Regions from separate parts of the Homo sapiens genome. Here region 2 is linked to region 1. Evidence: chromatin loops called from intact Hi-C (ENCODE). Cell type or tissue: IMR-90. All regions are shown on one strand. Each heading gives the region's core, and the rest is flanking DNA. Links, peaks and the distances in the headings are about the cores only. Region 1 has its middle 180 kb from the start of MIR548G. Region 2 has its middle 16 kb from the start of MIR548G.

What was found. Peaks named below come from ENCODE experiments on the same cell type or tissue, not always from the same donor. Only the 100,000 strongest peaks of a DNase experiment are listed, where the experiment ranks them.
Region 2: a loop joins it to region 1, with 5 times the contacts of the local background. A loop is called at or near these places in 9 of 110 quality-filtered maps.

Annotation. Positions count from the first base shown.
Region 1 is chr4:147,155,595-147,165,619 of GRCh38, reverse strand. No RefSeq gene overlaps it. Among named protein-coding and RNA genes, the nearest start is that of MIR548G, 180 kb to the left of the region's middle. In IMR-90, for the core only: a CTCF peak has its summit at 4,521 (motif pointing left); a DNase peak (open chromatin) is centred at 4,509; H3K4me3 peaks cover 757 bases; H3K27ac peaks cover 589 bases.
Region 2 is chr4:147,356,204-147,366,228 of GRCh38, reverse strand. No RefSeq gene overlaps it. Among named protein-coding and RNA genes, the nearest start is that of MIR548G, 16 kb to the right of the region's middle. In IMR-90, for the core only: no CTCF peak of the experiment used is centred there; DNase peaks (open chromatin) are centred at 3,128, 4,368 and 5,718; H3K27ac peaks cover 2,438 bases.

The DNA.
Region 1 (10,025 bases), core at 791-8,790:
TCTAGATATAGTTTTCTTTGGACGTTTTCTCAGTCTTTTGGAAAAATTTTGAATTTGGAAGACAGTACCTAAAGACATTTATTTTCTTCTTTAGGATGACTTTTTTTTTTTTTTTTTGGTTGTTATACAACACAATGACAATAGCTACTATTTTCAAATGCCTATTGGGTTTTTAGGGGTTTTACGCACAGTATCTCATTTCATCTTCTTACCAACTCTGTAAGAAGTGAATAGTAAATATAGTAAACTTTATTTACTTCCCCTGTTTAATTTAACTAAGGTGGCTTAAAGGAGGGAAGTCAGTTGTTCAAGGGTACAGAAGAATTTTTTTAAAATTCACTAACTATCATACAGGAACAATGTTATGTAAAAGAGCAGGTTTCCAAAGCTGATGAGACTGGCTTGTTGTATAACTTACATTATGCAAATAGTGCTCTGGTTGAGGAAAATACTGTGATTGGAGGCTCATAGGAAACTAACACTCTATTTCCTCTAGGAGTGATCGTTTGACATTTACTAATTCAGTGATTATGATGACTTTATAGAACACAGCTACCACAAATAACAAGAATCATCTGTATACAGTAAGTCCTCACTTAATGTCATCCATAGGTTCTTGGAAACAGACTTTAAGTGAAATGATGTATAGCAAAACCTATTTTACCATAGGCTAATTGATATAAATGAGTTAAGTTCCTATGGCATATTCCTAGTCACAAAAATTCACCAAACTTCTAAATAAAGATGAAAACACTTCTAATATTAAACATTGAAATAAATGTGAGATATATATACATTTAAGAGAGATTAATAAAAACAAATAAGGTAATAGTTTACCCAGTTATTCCAGCTCAGGGTTGCAGGTGGCCTGATTCCATCCCCGCAGCTCAGGGCACGAGGCAGGAATCCCACCCTGGACAGGATGCCATCCCACCACAGGGTGCACTCACCACTCCCACACTCACTCAGGCATGGAGACGCACCAATTCACCCCACGTGCACATCTTCAATATGGGAGGAAACCAGAGTACCTGGAGAAAACCCATGCAGACCTAGGAGAATGTGCAAATTCCACACAGACAGTGCCCTTGGCTGGGAATTGATGCTTTTCCTCATCAATGTTGTAACAAAATAACATTGAACGAAACAATATTAGTTGAGGACCTGCTGTATTCACCAGGGATAATGTAGTGGATTCTAAACACCCTTTGACTCCTCTGAGAGGGTGGACTCTGTCTTTTAACACATCTTTGGGCTTGTTTTCTTTCTCTTTATGATGGTTCCTTCATTTTTATGTTGTTCTCAAATTCCATATCAAGTAAGAGCTTTTCTTAGCAGAACTGACAACCTGGGAATCAAAGGATGTTGACCCCATATTCCAATATTACATTACTTTGGAATGAAACTGTCATCTTCTTCAGTCAATGACTGCAAGTCTGAGTGTAGTGTTTAACCAATGAGGCGAGGAGAAATGGCAGTGCCACAGCCTTCAGGTGGGATTATTCTTTGACCTGGGAATCACAGAGCATCATCTATGTATTCAGCAAGTATGTGAGCCCAAGTATGTATTAATGCCCAAGGCACTGCGAGTGGCTTGTGCATCTCCTCGGAAAGAAAAGAGCTTCAAATATATATTTAACTTTGATAAAAAATGGACTTCCACAAAGAAGGGTTCTTTAGGATCACATTTTCCAGGTTTGTTCTTTCTGAGGACCAGAATTTCGACTTTAATAGTCAGGAAGGTTCTACTGCATTGAGGTATCAATATGTCACAATCCCTGAAGGGATGCTTGAACTAAGCATTTTATGAACATAGCAAAACCTCATGACTTAGCCAAGGCTGGGTAAAGAGTAGGCACTCAATACTTATTTATGAAATTTATAAATAAATGAATGATTGATAATCAACACTGTACATTGGTAGTTATATGTATATATGTACACACACAATAAAACAAATGACAAGGAATGTGTGCATGTGCTGTACAGTCTTGCTGTGATTTCCAATTCCTTCTCCCTGTGGAATTAGTCTGGAGTGTGACCAAGAGAGTATATGTGATCCTGATCTGGTTTGAATTCCTCTTCATGCATGGGTCCAAGTTCCTGCTGGATAAGCTCCAAAAGGACAAGCATTATGTTTGTTTTGTCCACTGATGTATTCCAAGTATCTACAACAGTGCCTGGCACACAGTAGATACTCAGTAAATATTCACTGAGTAAATGAATGAGCACTCATCATCTTTACATGTGTGCCAGACTGTTGTCTTCCCATGCTGTCTACTGGACTGTTGTTCTCATATGTCAGAGCCCTTTTGGGTAAGTGGGTAACATTACTTCTTCCAGTCTTTATCATTGTTTTGCTAGAGTTGTCTGCTCCTTCAAATCTGCTCTGAACAAAGCCTGCTTCCTGCTTGACTTGACAACATGAGAATGTCTATTGCTGCATTTTTTGCCTCTTTCTGATTGTAGAGCTGTGACTACATTTCTGCATTTATTGCCGGCCATAATGTGGTTAAAAAAGAGGCATTTGAAACTCTCTTCAACTGCATGTTTTCAATGTGGACAGTGTGCAGGGACCTATGAAGAACGGCAGCTATAGGTTTTGACCAACGGTTGGAGGTTGTGAGGGTTAAATAGGCTTCTTATTTCCCATTGGTAGACAACTCCTTAAAAGGAGCACTCATGGCTGAGGAAGAATCTATTTAGGTGTGAGCTGAAAGGTAAAACCTTAAAGGTTGGGTACACTTTCCTACCTCATTGATTTTGCTCTCTAAAAACGGTATCACTTTGATTTTTTAAAGCTGGGGAGCTTTTTAGAAAATACAGTTTTTCAGGTACTGCACCCATTCATTTGTTCTGAGGTGTAGCCCAGGAATCTGGATGTTTATTCCCAGGTTATCACGATGAGAGAGAGGTTGTTGTTATGGAGAGGGAGTCTGGTAGGGAAAAGAATTCAGAGAGAAAGAAGATATCTACTGTATCAAGTGAAAACCCACTGTCTTTTGCAAGAATGCTCCTATGAAATGTTTCTGAGTTCCAGCATGTTATATCTCTATACTTAGGGATGTTATATCTCTGTGCTTAGGTTTATTGGAAAGACAGGTGAGGCTATGCCCTGTTCATTGCACAAGTGGACCTCTTTGTTATTCAAAGTCCAGATCCATCTGAATTTTCCTCTCTGCTCTCTTCTGGGATATCATTCTGCTGACAACAGCATGAGATTTTAAGTCGCAATGTTTATTCATAAGGAATTAGACTTGAAATAAGCTAAGCAATAAAATTTTTTTAAACCTCTAAAGCTCTATAGGCATCTTTTGTATTATTATTACTACTAAGAAAAACAGTATTATTGCTGAATCTTGTGGGTGCTTTGAGGCATGCAGTAAGCCAAGCTGGACATGGTAAGTAGGAAGGCCCAGGTGTGGTTGGTGGACTCACCTCTGGTGAGCGCTCTGTGAAATCAATTGAGTTGGCTTATGCTCTCTAGCCCCAGGAGGATACACTTTTCACATTGTATCCTTTGGCAGTTTAAAAATGTGTGTTCCAGGATTATTACTTTAAAAATTTTTGCCTGTGATCCTACACCCTAACAAATATGTTGTTTTTCTAGCAGATTTCTTTCTTTATTCTTATACATATATGCACATATTTTATACAGTTTTATTTATGTTATGGATACAATTTTCTCAATTTTTTTAACCAAACATTTTTCTTGTTTTTTCTAATCTTCACAATTTTAATCGTAATAACTACATATTATTTGGTATTTTTATTTGATTATTGTACAATTATTAGATAGGTTGTTTCCAAATTTTTCTGTGATGAATAAACCTAGGATTAATATGATATCTTCATGCCAACACCTCCTCCAACAATTTGAGTTTTTATCTTTGGCCAAACACTCAAATGTGAGATTATAGTCGCAAAAGATAGAAACATTTTCCAGGCTCCTGAAAACTATTAGAAAAACCTCTGCGCTTGATTTTCTCATCCTTATGATGAGGTTATAATAGTATGTTAAGTGATTAGAACAATGCATTCAATACATATTGGTGGCCACAGCTGCCACCACTACCACTGTATTACTACTACAATATTATTTGTATTATCATTTTGGGGAAGATCAGCTTTATTCTTATGAATAAAAACAAACATCTTAATACAATTTTGATAATCAGAATGCTCATATAGGGTTTTTTTTTTTTTTTTTGGTTTCTCTTTGTCTTTTTAAATTGATTTGAAGGCTGTTTGGTTTTTGTCCTTCCTCAATACCAGCTTTCGTCTTAAAATAATTGTCTTCTTAATTTCCTCCTTTTCCTTACTTTTTCCTCATGATGCCATTTCCATATAGGAAAGTAAACTATGCGTCTCTTATATTTATATATAATATTCTTACATTGTATTTGGTGGTAATAAAGGTAAATTGAAGAGGAAAAGGTGCTAGGAAAAGAAACACCATTGTCTGTCTCAGACTCAAGCTTAGCATCTATTCGGGTGGGGTGTAAAAATCTGACCTCTGGTGGTTCTGACCTGTAGCTGCAGGTCAGACTTAACCAAGTCTGAAATGGAGCACAGAAAAATGTATCCTCTGGCAGTGGCTGAACTGGTACAGGGCTGATTGATTGTTAAAGTTCTTTTGTACTGGTTGTGATGATCATTCCTTATGCCAGTTAAGACACTCTTGCTTTCTTCCTTACCAAGGAATTATCTTATAATTCAGTTCCTCAGAATGAAGGGCTTTAAATAAGTGTACCAAGCATCACAGTCTCCAAAAAATATTTTCTTAAAACTACTAACCACTACCATCATCGCCACAACCACCACCTGTTGAATTTTATCTAGAAATTTCAGAGAGGAAAAATGGATTCTAAACATGAGCAAAAGGGAACATCAGAGGGATTAAAATTCTATTTTTTTTTGGTCTTCAGAACTTCTTTAAATGGAGATATACCTTATCTCCTGATCAAATATTTTCAAAATTTTTACCTCCCAGGATTTAGGTTTTCTTAAAAAGTAAACTTAAAAGTCTCAAAAATAATTGTCAGATCTCATCAGATATCCGTATTTATTTATTGATCATGTAATTAAAAGGGAATAATATAAATGAAGGAAATAAAATTAGGTCTAAGAGGCTACAGGGAGTTTACGAGAAACACATGGAATATTTTTGTTTTTAATGGTTGTTTAAAATGATATGGGAAGGGTGTCCCTTTGCCTAAGCTTGAGAATAAATATTTATATTAAATTTTTATTATTTTGACTCTATAAAAACCTGTTTTCAAGGTGATTGAATTAATAGCACACAACTAAAAGTTAATTTGGTATTGTGCGTTTACATGTGTTTGTGTACAAAAGCTAGTTGAAAAGTGGAAGGATTTAGTTAATCATAGCTATGTGTTTGGTTCACATGAAATTATAGACTGTGAGACAGTTGGCATTGAAAATAAGTTTATTATTTCTAGATAGATGACACATTCTCCTTTGGTCCCACTATAAGTAGGGGCTGGTGTCTATGTTATTGTCTCTAGTCAAGAAGGGGATTATTAGTGACATGTCCTTTGCAAATTGGTTCATCAATCGTCCCCAGAATTTATACTATTGACCTTGACTTCAAATAAACAAGATTAATACTTTTCTGTAAAATAAGGTTGAGATTTGAATGTGTTTCTCGATCTCTTCCAAACCAAATCTTAGACTGACTAATGTTTAAAAGCTTACTAATGAGCCCTGTCATTTCAATATATTCTAATTATATATTATTGCTATGAATTATTTTTGAATTTGTATATATGTTGCAAAAAAGTTCAGAAATGCCAAAATATATAAATAGGACAATAATATATATATATATTTTGAGACGGAGGCTTGCTCTGTTGCCCAGCCTGGAGTGCAGTGGCGCGATCTCGGCTCACTGCAAGCTCCACCTCCCGGGTTCACGCCATTCTCCCGCCTTAGCCTCCCAAGTAGCTGGGACTACAGGCGCCCACCAACACGCCCGGCTAATTTTTTTGTATTGTTAGTAGAGACGGGGTTTCACCGTGTTAGCCAGGATAGATTTGATCTCCTGACCTCGTGATCCACCTGCCTCAGCCTCCCAAAGTGCTGGGATTACAGGCATGAGCCACCGCGCCCGGCCTAATATTTTATTTTTAAAATATGTTGACATTATAATTTATTTTAAATGGCCCATAGTTTTCTTATTTGAGCAGAATTAGTTAGCAAAAATAAATAACTAATATTTATTGTGTGATAATTCTGTGTGAGACAGTTTTTAGTTTTCATATGTAGTACCTAATGTAATGTTCCAACAATCTCATAAAGTACTATTATCCCTAATTTTGCAGGCGAGAAAATCTACAGAAAGTTTGCCCAACATGATACAGTAAGTGGCTACATGAGGAGGTGAACCCAGGTTACGTGACTACAAAGCCTGTCTTATAAGCAATGCAAATTTAAAATGGTAAAATCTACGTGTGGACCGATCATGAGCCATACCTCAAAACACACAATCCAGACATATGAAACTGCTTAATTAAAATCAGTTATAATAACTGGAAAACATTCTCTACCATCAATGAATTTTACTAGTATAAAATGTATTTAAAACAAATCAGAAATCTATGTATATTTTGATAATATGAAGTCATCATTTTTTTCATACTTTAGTTTATCCTGGGAATTTTGAGCAACCAGAAATTGGTTTAGAGAAGGAATTTCTTCTTTACTTAAATCCTATTCTAGTTCCAATCTTTTCAATTCACTGAACTTAAAAATAATTGCTATCCATATTTTCTCACTAGCAATAATTGCAGTTCTGGAAATGTATTAAGTGGTTTTATTATTTTCTAAATCCTGCTTGCATTTCTTTTTCCCAGTTGAATCCACACCCAAAGCCGTATCTTCACCCCACCACAAACTATTAGCTTTAGAAAGGAAAAGAAAAACCACAACAAAACAGTGTGTGTGTACCAAAGACTTATATGTGCATAAGCAAAAGCAAACAATAGCATTAGCAGGAACTCGTGGACATTCCAGGGAAGGGGAGGAATTAGGCGGGGGAGCGCGCTTCGTTCCCTCTGATCTGATGCACAGACAGACACGGACACGGTTATCCCCTAGGGTCTGGAGGGCTGTCAGGGAGCCCTGGCTCAGTCTTGCTGAGTGACAGGCCCAGGGAGCCCCGACTCCCCGCTGACCCCGCTCGGCGCCTGCCTCAGGACGGCCGGGAGCTGCCGGGAGGGGCCGCGGTGCCTCCTGACAGCCAGACGCCAGGCACAGCTCTGGGGCAGAGGGACGCAGCTCAGGGGGCCCTCTGAGAAGGAAGGGGGCGTCGCTTCAGGGAGAGAGGGAACGCGGCGCTTCACGGGGCTCAGTTTGTGCAGTGCCAGAGTGGCGGATGAGGCAAAGATGATACTAGGAATGCAGCTGCTGCCCTCTGAGGATACAAACTCGCCCCTGATTGGCAATAGAGCAGAGAAGAGCCTTGTTTTCTAACTAAAATCTGTAACTCCTGGTCTCAAGCAGGGCATCAAGCCATTCTACCCAGGCAGTAACTAGGGTTACTTAATTGAAACAGCAAATACTGACTTGAGGCTAAGGTGTGCCATCTACTGTTCTAGATACTGGGAATATGGAGCTCTCAGAAAGCTGACAGTTTATAGAACTGGGTCTTTTATATCTTATCCTCTTCCCACCGCCCAATTAGCATGGGACCTGATGCGTGTAATAGATACTTGGTCATGTTCATTGATTGAATGAGAGCAGTGAAAGGTGCCAGGGCAGAGGGGATTGCCCAATGACCCAGCGATGAACCTGGTGGATCACTGTGTTTCCAGGTTTGCCAGCAGTGCTAAGATGGGTTTTTCTCCCACCTGGCTGCTGCTTCAACCTTCTCCTGATTTCTTCTCTTCAATCAGGCAGCTTAGGTGAGCCTCTCCTTTCAGTTGCTCAGATCATGATGGAGATGGATGTTCTAACAGCTGGTAGTGGCCTCTGAAAAGCCAGAGAGGAAATCAGGTGAATTGGAGAAAGACTTGTATTTTGAATGCCCAGAAAAGAGAGAATGGAGTAAACAGACAAGAGTGCAGGAAATGAAGAAAGTGGCAGGAAATACAGATGGATGAGGACAGACCTCTCCTCGGCAGTCAGACGGCTGTGCTGCCTTCCATCCCAGGGGGGCTCAGAAATAGGATTCCAGAATCTATTGGCAGAGGCCTGCAAATGACTTTAGCTGGGTAGGTCTGTTTCCACACAAACTACTCATTTTGCTCTTTGCCTATTAAAATGTAAACCACTGTGTCCCTTAAAATGTATCACACTTAAAAATGTTCCTGTAGCAGAGCCAGTTTCAAAGATGAACAGTTGTACCTCAGTGGTCAAGGATGCCCGTGGCCACTCACAACTCCTGACTCTGTAATATGAGGGGCTGGAAACTGCTTCCCATCCATCTTGCCCTTGTAAACCATTTGGGCAGGCTGCAATGGCTACTCCCACCAGTGTACTAGTACAAGTTAGGATCACTTCGACAGTTGAATTTCATGGTAGGGAGAGGTTATGGGAAATTTCCTCGGCTGCAACCATGAAAACGAGAATTGTGGTTTGGATTTTTGTTGTTTGCTGTTTGCCAGTGAGAAATAAGGACTGTATTTCTCCAGACCAAGTCTATTCCTGATAGTTTGACAATTAGGATCAGGGATAATGAGAACCATGTCTGCGGAAGCAGAACAGCCAATCTCCTTGTATGATGGGCCTTTCCCCTTTCAGAACCTGATGTGCTGCCACAGCCTTTTTTTTTTTTTACCCCCTGCCTGAATGGTGAGCTCTAAGATGGCTTCAGCATGTGAGACACAAAGATCACATCCAAGACTTGTTTCTGTGGCATGGATGAATCCTTTATCAGATGCCAAAAGTAGTTCCTGTTTGTATACATGGGTCACAGCAAAAACTCTTGGGCTAGTGAGTGAAAGTGTATGTTTTAGTCTTAGTGCTTTAATCTATATATTGTTTTTTTTTTCAGAAATGTTAGCTATATGAGTGCACTAAGAATGCTACAAAATTTGGGCCTATTTTTCTCGATAATTAACAAAACTACATGAGGCTATTTACATTTTGGTTGTTATCCTTCCTCTGAATAGTAGGAGGCTTCTCATTCTGGGCTCTGAAAGGCCCAGCTGATGAGATCTGATGAGATCTGATGAGATCTGATGAGATCTGAAGGGCCTGTGCTGCCGCAAAGCCACTCATGTACATGGAGCTCATAACTTTTCCTGGCTGTTGACACATCTTGGCATGTGAGCAGATTGAAAAAGCCTTGTTCCACAGCTCAATATTAAGATGGATGTTACTGAACCACAAGGTTAGGGGAGTGTGATTAAAAAGAAAAAAACTAGATTTGTGTAGGCTGGGTCTAGGCAACACTAGGAAAGATGTAAAGTTTACCTTTATCGTTTTCCCTTTTGTGTGTCTTTCACTTGCTTTGCCAAAGTAAAGTTTAGGGGTGTGTGTACATATTTGTGTGAATGTATGTATGAGTCTCTCTGTGTTTGTCTACCAATGAGTTAAATCCCAGTTATCCAAAATGAAAACATTCAGCCTCTGTCTTCAGTGTATTATTGATAAAGCATCTACAAATCTTTAGCTAAGGATGGTTCTGTAATGCCATGGCCATTGCAATGTTACATAAGAAAGGTGTCTATGTTTTTCCTCAGTTAGGTAATGTCTTTTTAATAATCCCCAACTCTGATATGTCATGGTTTATTTTAGTTAGTGTTCATTTAGAATCTCTTTCCTAAATGGCAATTAGCAGCACTTCTAACCCTTTCTAAAAGGAAAATATTCAAGTAATGCCTAAGGGAAAATACTGACCAGGGTAAAAGGTCAAAAGAAGAATACTCTGCTATGTTGAACTCTCAAGATCTGTTGACTGACCTGAGGTGACCATTACACAACTCACAACCATGAAGAACAAGGAAATTCAATCAAGAAAGCACTTATTGCAGAAAACCTTAAATGTAGACAAATTATGA
Region 2 (10,025 bases), core at 910-8,909, 200 kb before region 1:
CTATCTCTAAAACAGGAGCTGGCAAATCAGATCATATCAGCCTGCTCAAGTCCCTGCAACCTGTTTTGTCAAGTCCTGGCTCCCTGTTTTGCTCTAAGTAAAATTCAGTATCCTGCTCGTGTCTTCAAGGCTCTTCTTGCTCTCTCTGGTGCCCCGTTCCCCTTTGACCTTGTCTCCTGCTACTTTTCCTTCACTTGGCTCCATCCACACCAGCTTTGTGACTCTTTCCCAAACAGGCCATGCACATGGCCACCTTAGAGGCTTCGAGTTACCTATTCCTCTGCCTACAAATGCTCCTCCCAAATATTTCACTTGTTGGTCCCTTAGCTCCTTCAAGTCTTTGCTCAAATGTTGCTTTCTCACCAGGCCTTTTCTTGACCAATGTAGGTAAAATTTGCAGGCACTACCTGCCTCCCCTTGCCAGCAATCTGATATCCCTTTCCCTGATCTTTTCACTCCATAGCATGCATCACTGGCCATTTTTCAATGTACTGTATCATTCACTTAGTATTATGTTGATTGTTTCTTGTCTATCTCTCCCCATTAATTTCTACTAAGTTCCATGAGGACAGAAATACTTTATATTCACTGATAAATCCCAAATGCTTGCAGCTGTGCCTGATGCATAGACGACATCCTCAATATTTGTTGGACGAAAGGAAGAATGCTTATAATATGCCAGGCACTGCTAATCGCTTCCTAGTCCTTTTACCATTTAAACATCAAAGCAACTCTCTGATGTAAATATTTTTACAACCCCCATTTGAAGTTGAGGGAGCAGAGGTTTATAGGGGTTAAAATACTCAAGGTCATATAATTAGTCAGGGACAAAACCAGGATGTGAATTAAGGTGATCTAACTTCAGACACCATGTCTTAACCACCCTCCTGTTTATTAGCAGGGCTGGGCCTCAGTCTCCTCTGCTTATTTTAGTCAATATTATAATTGTCCATACATTTAGGAGTCAAAAAGCTCTAAAACTTAGTAATGAAAAACAATACTTTCATGTCGCTTTGCCTCCCTGTCTTTCTGCAGAAGCAAATACTTATAACTCCTAGGTGATTTTTGATGTTTGCATTTTATTCCATATTTCTGAATAATATCTCACTATTTATTTGTTTATTTGTTTGTTTGCTTTTGAGGTAGAGTGTCGCTCTGTCACCTGGGCTGGGATGCAGTGGTGTAATCTCAGCTCACTGCAACCTCTGCCTCCTGGGCTCAAGCAATTCCCCTGCCTCAGCCTCTCGAGTAGCTGGGATTACAGGTGTGTGCCACCATGCCACGTTGGCCAGGCTGGTCTTGAACTGCTGACCTCAAGTGATCCACCTACCTCAGCCTCCCAAAAGGCTGGGATTACAGGTGTGAGCCACCACGCCTGGGCCCCATATCTTACTATTTCTATTCCTCAATATCTTTCCCTCCAGTTTTAGACATTATCTATTGACTTCCCACATTGGAAGATGATGATTTCAGCTCTTTTCCTCCTCTTTCTGCACAACACACACACACGCACACACACACATACACACATACACTCACACACACACACACTCATCCCAAATACCTCACAATCCTTCTTCCTATTCCCCTGACCTCTTGTAACTTTGGTTAGACCAGTAGACAGGTTTATGTTATTATTACCTCTGTACCTTATTCACAGATGAACCATGCACATGTATATATTTTTTTCCTTCCCCACATAACTTTCTGTATTCCCTGGGGTTGTCTTATTTTAAATTTGCTTATTTATAATTGTACTTTTCACTGTTTGAGCCTGAAGACCTTCATCACTTTAGCAAATTTTTTTGAGCCCTTGAATATCTGAAAATAGCTGTATTTTGCTTTGACACTTGAATAATGGTGTGGCTGTTTATAGAAACTTAGATTGAAAATAATTTCCCTTCAGAATTTTGAAGGCATTACTCTATTAATTTCTAGTTTTCTGTTGTTTTTTGTATCTTTAGAAGTTATTTCACTTTCTGGTTCCTCTGCATACGATTTTCCCCCCTCTCTCTGGAACTGTGTTTGTTTTTCCCTTTACCCCTAGTGTTCTGAAATTTCTCAGTGATGTGCCTGGGTGTGACTCTGTTTCCATCCATCTTGACGTTCTGACCAATGTTCTTCAGTTCTAGGAAATTCTCTTAAATTTTTTAATTGATGATTTCCTCCCTCAATGTTTTTTGTCCTCTTTTTCATGAAACTTGCTTGTTCAGATATTATATTCTCGGTACTGGTCCTTCAAGTTTCTTTTCTTTTCTCTTGTATTTTTCATTTTTTTCTACTTTCATAGATTTCCACAATTTTCTTTGCCAATCTTTCGATTGAGTTTTCAATTTCTAACCAGGTCAGAAAACAGGTTCTTCAACTTATCTGGGAAAGAAGTTCAGAATCTTTTCTAACAGGAAGTGGACTAGTGGCTTCCTGAAGGAAATGTTTGAACCACAGTGTCCAGCTTTGAGGTGGGCACATAGCAGGTTCATGATAAAACACAAAGAGGGCACTGGCCACAAGAGCAGGGCAAAGGCAAAGTAAATATAATGAAACTAAAAGCAAAAGCATGTCTAGGAATAAGATTACCTAGAAGATAAATCTACCTGAGATACGCAACTGATTTCTTCTGGTTAATGTTTATATGGCATCCAGATCCTGAGGGTTGGTGGGGTGTGGGTCAACCCAAAAAGGGGATCAATGGCCCTGACTTTAAATAGAAGAGGCTGGCGGATCCTTAGGATGTTAAATTCTCTTACACAGACATGCCACTTCAGAATCAGGCATTGTGGATTAAAGGTCTGCACTGAAGCCCCTCCAGTTTCAGAGGCATTGGTGGATAAACCTTGACTTGAACATCTCTATTTTCCAAGTTGTTTTGAGTTTTTTTTTCACTTATTTCTGATAAAATACACTGGCACGCTGAAATCATAAAGTCTGTCTGCCAATAAAATGTCACAGGTCTGTAGACTCCAAGGAAGTAGCTAGGTAAATATTTACATACACAATTGAATTTTCTAAGTGTCCTGTGTCCCTGATCTTTGTGGATGCTGCAACTACTTGCTAACAGATAATTTAGTATGTTGCAGAGACGTGAAAACAGGCAGATGCTTAGTTCCTAAGAGGGAGCCTCGCTGCTGGGCTTCCTGCCAGTTATGTGCCTGATGGGTCATGTCTCAACCTCTGGATTTCAGTCCCATGTCTAGCTTTTATTTTTTCCCCCTGCTTTCTGAAAGCCTTAGGGATTTGGACTGCTTCCATTCCCTGGTTCTTTTCCTCCTACGACTGACTACTGAGTAAAATGCTGTCTTCCCATCTCCCTCTTTGCTTGCTGTCACCAAAAATGAGCACTTAGGCTCTTTTTATTTAAGGATTTTGTGGATGATCTCTTCTTGTCTTGGGAATCAGCCTGTCCAGCCAATTTGTGAAAAACTCAGTGGCTTACTTCTGGTTAGAAGATTAATAAGCGCATGTGGATTCATGTTTGCTAAGTGAACGAAAGTGTTTATAAAATTGACAATTGTTACATGATTCCTAAAGGTTTTTCCCAGAGGCTTCCTAGCAGTCATTTGTTACACCTTTTCTTAAAACCTCCTTGGCTTGAGCCCCTGAAAATCTGATTGTTACCCTGGTCCATGTCTTCCTGTCCTCTTGGGTTTGCTAGGAACACTTTCTCTAAAGCAGTGTTTTTCAAACTTGAGCCTGCAAAAGAATCACCTGGTGAGCTGGTAGAACCACAGATTCTTGGGCCCTACTCCAGAGATCCAGATTTAGAGGGTCTGAGATGATATCGATACAGTTGGGCCAAGGACCACACTTTGAATAGCACTAGGCTAGACCATGAAGAAGAGTGGCTGTCATGTTGGATAGACCTGGGCTCCTTCACCAAATGTTCTTTCTGAGCTATGGTTTGGGCCCAGTCTTCCCAAAGTCCACATGGTTTCAGTGGAGTCTGTTTGTGGTACAACTCTTCTCTCCAACAGTATAGCCAGACCTCCAATTCCCTTAGCCAAGAGGAAGGAAGGCAACTATTCCTTATGGAAGATATAATCTATGCAGGTGATGGGCTATGTACATTTATGTATTTACTTCATTGAATGGTCCAAACAACCTAATGGTATGGCTGATGTAATTTCATAGAGAAGTTCAGTAACTTAACCCAGTATCATCAAGCTGTTATTCATCAGGGAACCTAGGCTTTGTACTTATCACTGAAAAGTGCAGCTCTCCTGCCCCAGAGAGCACTTGCCTGATGTCAAACCTTTCTAAAAGGCTCACTTTCAGTTCTGGGAAACACTCCCAATGACAGCAATAGCTGATATGCCCGAAACCTAAGGAACAACTGAACTTTTCCTTATTCAGACAAAGAGCTCTGCTTTCCTCCCAGAGTCTCTATGACTCACAGTTGCCCTCTGCCCTCATGAAAGTGCTCTGTAGAATTGCAGATCAGCAATGTTGGAAATAGCTCATAACAAAAAGTAATTAGACAGTTTCTGCCAATGGAAGGATGTCATTTTCTAATAGGCCTAAAGAGAAATTAGGTCAGATCTCCAGAAAATCAGGAGAATGGTTTAATGAAATGTAACGTACTGTATTTCTTCCTTGCAATTCTTTAAAAAAATTTCCTTTATAGTAGATGACCCTTTAAGGGCAAATGTATATTTATATATCAAATATAAATGCATACAACTAGGATTCTTATTTTAATATAAGAGAATAATACACAAGTGTAAGAGATTATGGTAACTGTTTAAGGCTGGCATGGGTCATGATTGATTTTGGGCTTGTCCTTATCCTAATACAGTAAGCTTTAGGTTCTCATTTTCCAGGCGCTGAGTGTGGAGGTGTTGGGATTTCTATTACCCTGCTTCCTTAGCTGCCAGCAGGGCTGTGCTACTTTTGATTCAGGAAGGCATGTAATATTCTTTACAATATTCTCTGTTTCAACCATTGCAGGGAGCCTGAATAAAGATGCTATTTGATCCTCTTATTCTTCCTCATCCCTTCCAAATCCATTTTTTCCCACCTCCCCAGTGTCTTTGAATCATGTATAAGTTTCAGAAGATTCACATCATCATAAATTATTGGCACATCCTGAAGTAAAATAGGGCCCTGTTTCCACAGTCTGATGACCTGGGTCCTTCTATTCCTAGTTTTGCCATATATTTAGCTATGGGAACTTGGGAAAGTCACTTCTATTCACTGGCTCCTACTTTTATTTTCTATAAGATTAGGGTGTTTCATTAAATTTTTTAAGATTTAAAGTTCCATGAAATTAGAATTGCTATAAAGAAATTTAATCTTCATTTTGAATAAACCATCCATTCAAACTGTGACAACTTCCAGCTAAATGCCTGAAAGAATTTTTCTTAGACTGTCAGCAGCTCATGGACTCTTTAAACCTAACTTAAAAACAAACAACAAAAAAAACCTTTTATGTAATTAACTGAAGCCTTCTGGCCTGTCCCTTAATTGTTAAGTGTTTGGGCAGGATAATGGAATGATGGACAAATTGATTCTTATATTTTTCACTTACGAAACATTGCTTTTCACTCAGTGAAAACTTTGCCATTTGCCAGCGGTGAGAAAAAGATATCAGTGCTTTCAAGCAATTTCTTCAAATCAGAATTTAAAGTATCAGAGAGTCAGACCACAGTACAACTCAGTGACTCAGCAGTGCCTTTCAAAACTGCTTCCTACAGAGATTCTGCAGATGAAGGCAAATAGAGCTCTGAATGTGGGGTGGAGAAAATTGGGAAAAGCTGAAGAACCCAAGAAAACCACATGTCTGACTTCTATCTTTCCATGACATCATATAAGCTCTTAGGTCTTTTTCTTTTTCTAAGCCATTCCAAACTTGGACATTAAATAAACAATCACTATATGAAGCGGTGCTTCCAGGGCCTACATGAATATCACGGGAAGCTGGGGACATCCCTGATGCTGGGGTACCAGATAGTACTGCTATGAACTCCCTGCCTTCTGTTCCATCTCCCTATAACATCTATCCTGATCAGGGGCAGTGTGACTCAGCCCAAATGGAAAACCGTATACTATGTAGGTCAGTGTAATGCCCAAGAAGCTTTTGGGTATTCCCTTGTGTAGGTCTCCATATGTTTCCCAGCATCTCATTTAAATACAAGTGGCTGTCACAAGATCAAGCCAAGTCTTCTTTGCTTGAAGAGTGTGGCCTGAGGTCCGTCAGAGTCCCCACCTTGGTTCTAACCTAGCATTTCTGGGAGGAGACTGACACTCCACTTGACAAAGTCCAGGAGTGTGCTGATCAAGGATGCCAAAATGTGTTCAGGTGTCAGACTTTGCATGAGACCCAGGAGGCAGGGTCAGTGATCAGTGGACATTCGAACAGGGGGACTGGGTGTTACTTTAAGGAGAGCCAGAAATTCAAAGCAAAGTTAGTGAACTGATGGAGAAACACAACTCCAAGTCCATGGGCTGAAAGCAGAGAGGGAAACAGAAATTCAACAAACATCACTGCCAAAGAAAGAGCAGGGTAAGGCAAAGGCGATTCATCTTAAGGCTCCCTCTCACTTGGATTTTATTGACCCATCCATATATTGAGCAGCTCTAGGAAACTAAACCTCTGAGAGGATATTTTTAAAAAAGTGTTATGGGGATGATATGGTCAGACTTTGTGTTCCCACCCAAATCTCATCTTGAACTGTAGTTCCTATAATCCCCATGTGTTGGGGGAGGTAACCCGGTGGGAGATAATTGAATCGTGAGGGTGGTTACCCACATACTGTCCTTATGATAGTGAGTGAGTCTCACAAGATCTGATGGTTTTATAAGGGGCTTCCCCCTTTGCTCGTCACTTCTCTCTCCTGCCGCCATGTGAAAAAGGATGTGTTTGACTCCCTTTCTGTCATGATTGTAAGTTTCCTGAGGCCTCCCCAGCCATCCGGAACTGTAAGTCAATTAAACCTCTTTTCTTTATAAATTACCCAGGCTCAGGTATTTCTTCATAGCAGTATTAGAACAGACTAATACAGGAGACATAATTTATATGCTATACATGTCACTCATTTAATGTATATAATTCAATGCTTTTTATTATATGCACAGAATTTTGCACTATTGCTAAAATCTAAGTTTAGAATATTTCATCACTTAAAAAAGATACCTCATACCCATTAGCAGTCACTTCCTATTGTCCCCTATTCTTCCCACTTTCCACCCCCAGCCCTTGCCAACTACTAATCTACTTTTTTGCCTCTGTGGATTTACCTAGTCTGGACATTTCACATAAATAGAAATATACAACATATGGTCTCTCGTGACTGGCTTGTTGATAGGGTTGTTGAAAATCTATTTTCTTTCTTTTTTTTTTTTTTTATTGATCATTCTTGGGTGTTTCTCGCAGACGGGGATTTGGCAGGGTCATAGGACAATAGTGGAGGGAAGGTCAGCAGATAAACAAGTGAACAAAGGTCTCTGGTTTTCCTAGGCAGAGTGTTTGTGTCCCTGGGTACTTGAGATTAGGGAGTGGTGATGACTCTTAACGAGCATGCTGCCTTCAAGCATTTGTTTAACAAAGCACATCTTGCACTGCCCTTAATCCATTTAACCCTGAGTGGACACAGCACATGTTTCAGAGAGCACAGGGTTGGGGGTAAGGTCATAGATCAACAGGATCCCAAGGCAGAAGAATTTTTCTTAGTACAGAACAAAATGAAAAGTCTCCCATGTCTACTTCTTTCTACACAGACACAGCAACCATCCGATTTCTCAATCTTTTCCCCACCTTTCCCCCTTTTCTATTCCACAAAGCCGCCATTGTCATCATGGCCCGTTCTCAATGAGCTGTTGGGTACACCTCCCAGACGGGGTGGTGGCTGGGCAGAGGGGCTCCTCACTTCCCAGTAGGGGTGGCTGGGCAGAGGCGCCCCTCACCTCCCGGACGGGGCGGCTGGCCGGGTGGGGGGCTGACCCCCCCACCTCCCTCCCGGACGGGGCGGCTGGCCGGGCGGGGGGCTGACTCCCCCACCTCCCTCCCGGACGGGGCGGCTGGCCGGGCAGAGGGGCTCCTCACTTCCCAGTAGGGGCGGCCGGGCAGAGGCGCCCCTCACCTCCCAGACGGGGTGGCTGGCCGGGTGGGGGGCTGACCCCCCACCTCCCTCCCGGACGGGGCGGCTGGCCTGGCGGGGGCTGACCCCCCACCTCCCTCCCAGACAGGGTGGCTGCCAGGCGGAGGGTCTCCTCACTTCTCAGACAGGGCGGCCGGGCAGAGACGCTCCTCACCTCCCAGACAGGGTCGCGGCTGGGCTGAGGCGTTCCTCACATCCCAGACGGGGCGGCGGGGCAGAGGCGCTCCCCACATCTCAGACGATGGGTGGCCGGGCAGAGACGCTCCTCACTTCCTAGATGGGATGGCGGCCGGGAAGAGGCGCTCCTCACTTCCTAGGTGGGATGGCGGCCGGGCAGAGACGCTCCTCACTTTCCAGACTGGGCAGCCAGGCAGAGGGGCTCCTCACATCCCAGACGATGGGCGGACAGGCAGAGATGCTCCTCACTTCCCAGACGGGGTAGCGGCCAGGCAGAGGCTGCAATCTCGGCACTTTGGGGGGCCAAGGCAGGCGGCTGGGAGGTGGAGGTTGTAGCCAGCCGAGATCACGCCACTGCACTCCAGCCTGGGCACCATTGAGCACTGAGTTAACGAGACTCCGTCTGCAATCCTGGCACCTCGGGAGGCCGAGGCTGGCGGATCACTCGCGGTTAGGAGCTGGAGACCAGCCCGGCCATCACAGCGAAACCCCGTCTCCACCAAAAAAATACGAAAACCAGTCAGGCGTGGCGGCGCGCGCCTGCAATTGCAGGCACTAGGCAGGCTGAGGCAGGAGAATCAGGCAGGGAGGTTGCAGTGAGCCAAGATGGCAGCAGCACAGTCCAGCTTTGGCTCGGCATGAGAGGGAGACCATGGAAAGAGAGGGAGAGGGAGACCGTGGAAAGAGGGGAGAGGGTCATGGAAAGAGAGGGAGAGGGAGACTGTGGAAAGAGGGGAGAGGGAGAGGGAGAGGGAGAGCGAGAGCGAGAGCGAGAGCGAGAGCTGAAAATCTATTTGCGGGAGAGGGAGAGCTGAAAATCTATTTTCTTTACAAGATCTACTTACCTGTTAAAACTATTCTGTGGGTGTGTTATGACTGCATTTAGACTACTTTTCCCAAGTATGAAATATGTGCATACATTGAAGTGTCCTGGTTAAGAAAATGTTGTGGTTAATTAACAGTTACATAGATTTCCAGTTAAAAAATTAAATAAAATATAGTACATGCAACATTAAAACTAATTTGACCTTCTTTTGATGGCTTATGCCATGAAGAGCCACAATATAATTATGAGTAAACATACATGCTGTGGTTGAGTATTGTGGGTGTATAAAATGGAGACAACAGGTCTAAGGTGTGTGATCCTATTACCTACTGTAAAGAGTAGAAAAACAACACAACTACAATAACAAACCCAATTCTCTGATCTCCATTTGTTTGTTTTGTTTCTCCTTTTTTTTTCACTGAGGTAAAATGTACAAAAAAATTTAGTAAAACCTGAACTTTTTTACTGTTTACATTCCAGAAAGACGGGTGTTACAGTAACTTAGGAAAGGGAATCTGATAATGACTTGTAAAAGAAGAGACAAAAATATTGGCCTATCAACTGAATCTTTGGGCGTGGATTTTTTGGAGTTGGGTGGATTATACTTCTTGTTTCCTACATTCATTTGCCTTCTCAAGCAGAAACTCTCTTCTTTCTTTTTGAAATGAACATGAAAGGGAAGGTGAGATTGGGAATTGTGCTTCAGAAAAATTATTCAGCATGCTTGGAAACATGGCTTACCCCATGCAAATTAGTACACGTTCAAGAAAACAAATATACAGTCAAATACAATGAATCTTGTTCTGGCAGAAAATGTTTACTTCATAAATTAAAGCAATTTAATTAATGAAGTTCTAGCTAAAGGAAACACTACGCTGAAAAAGTGAAGTAACAGGATAGTGATGGGGCATTTCACACCAGAATGACCC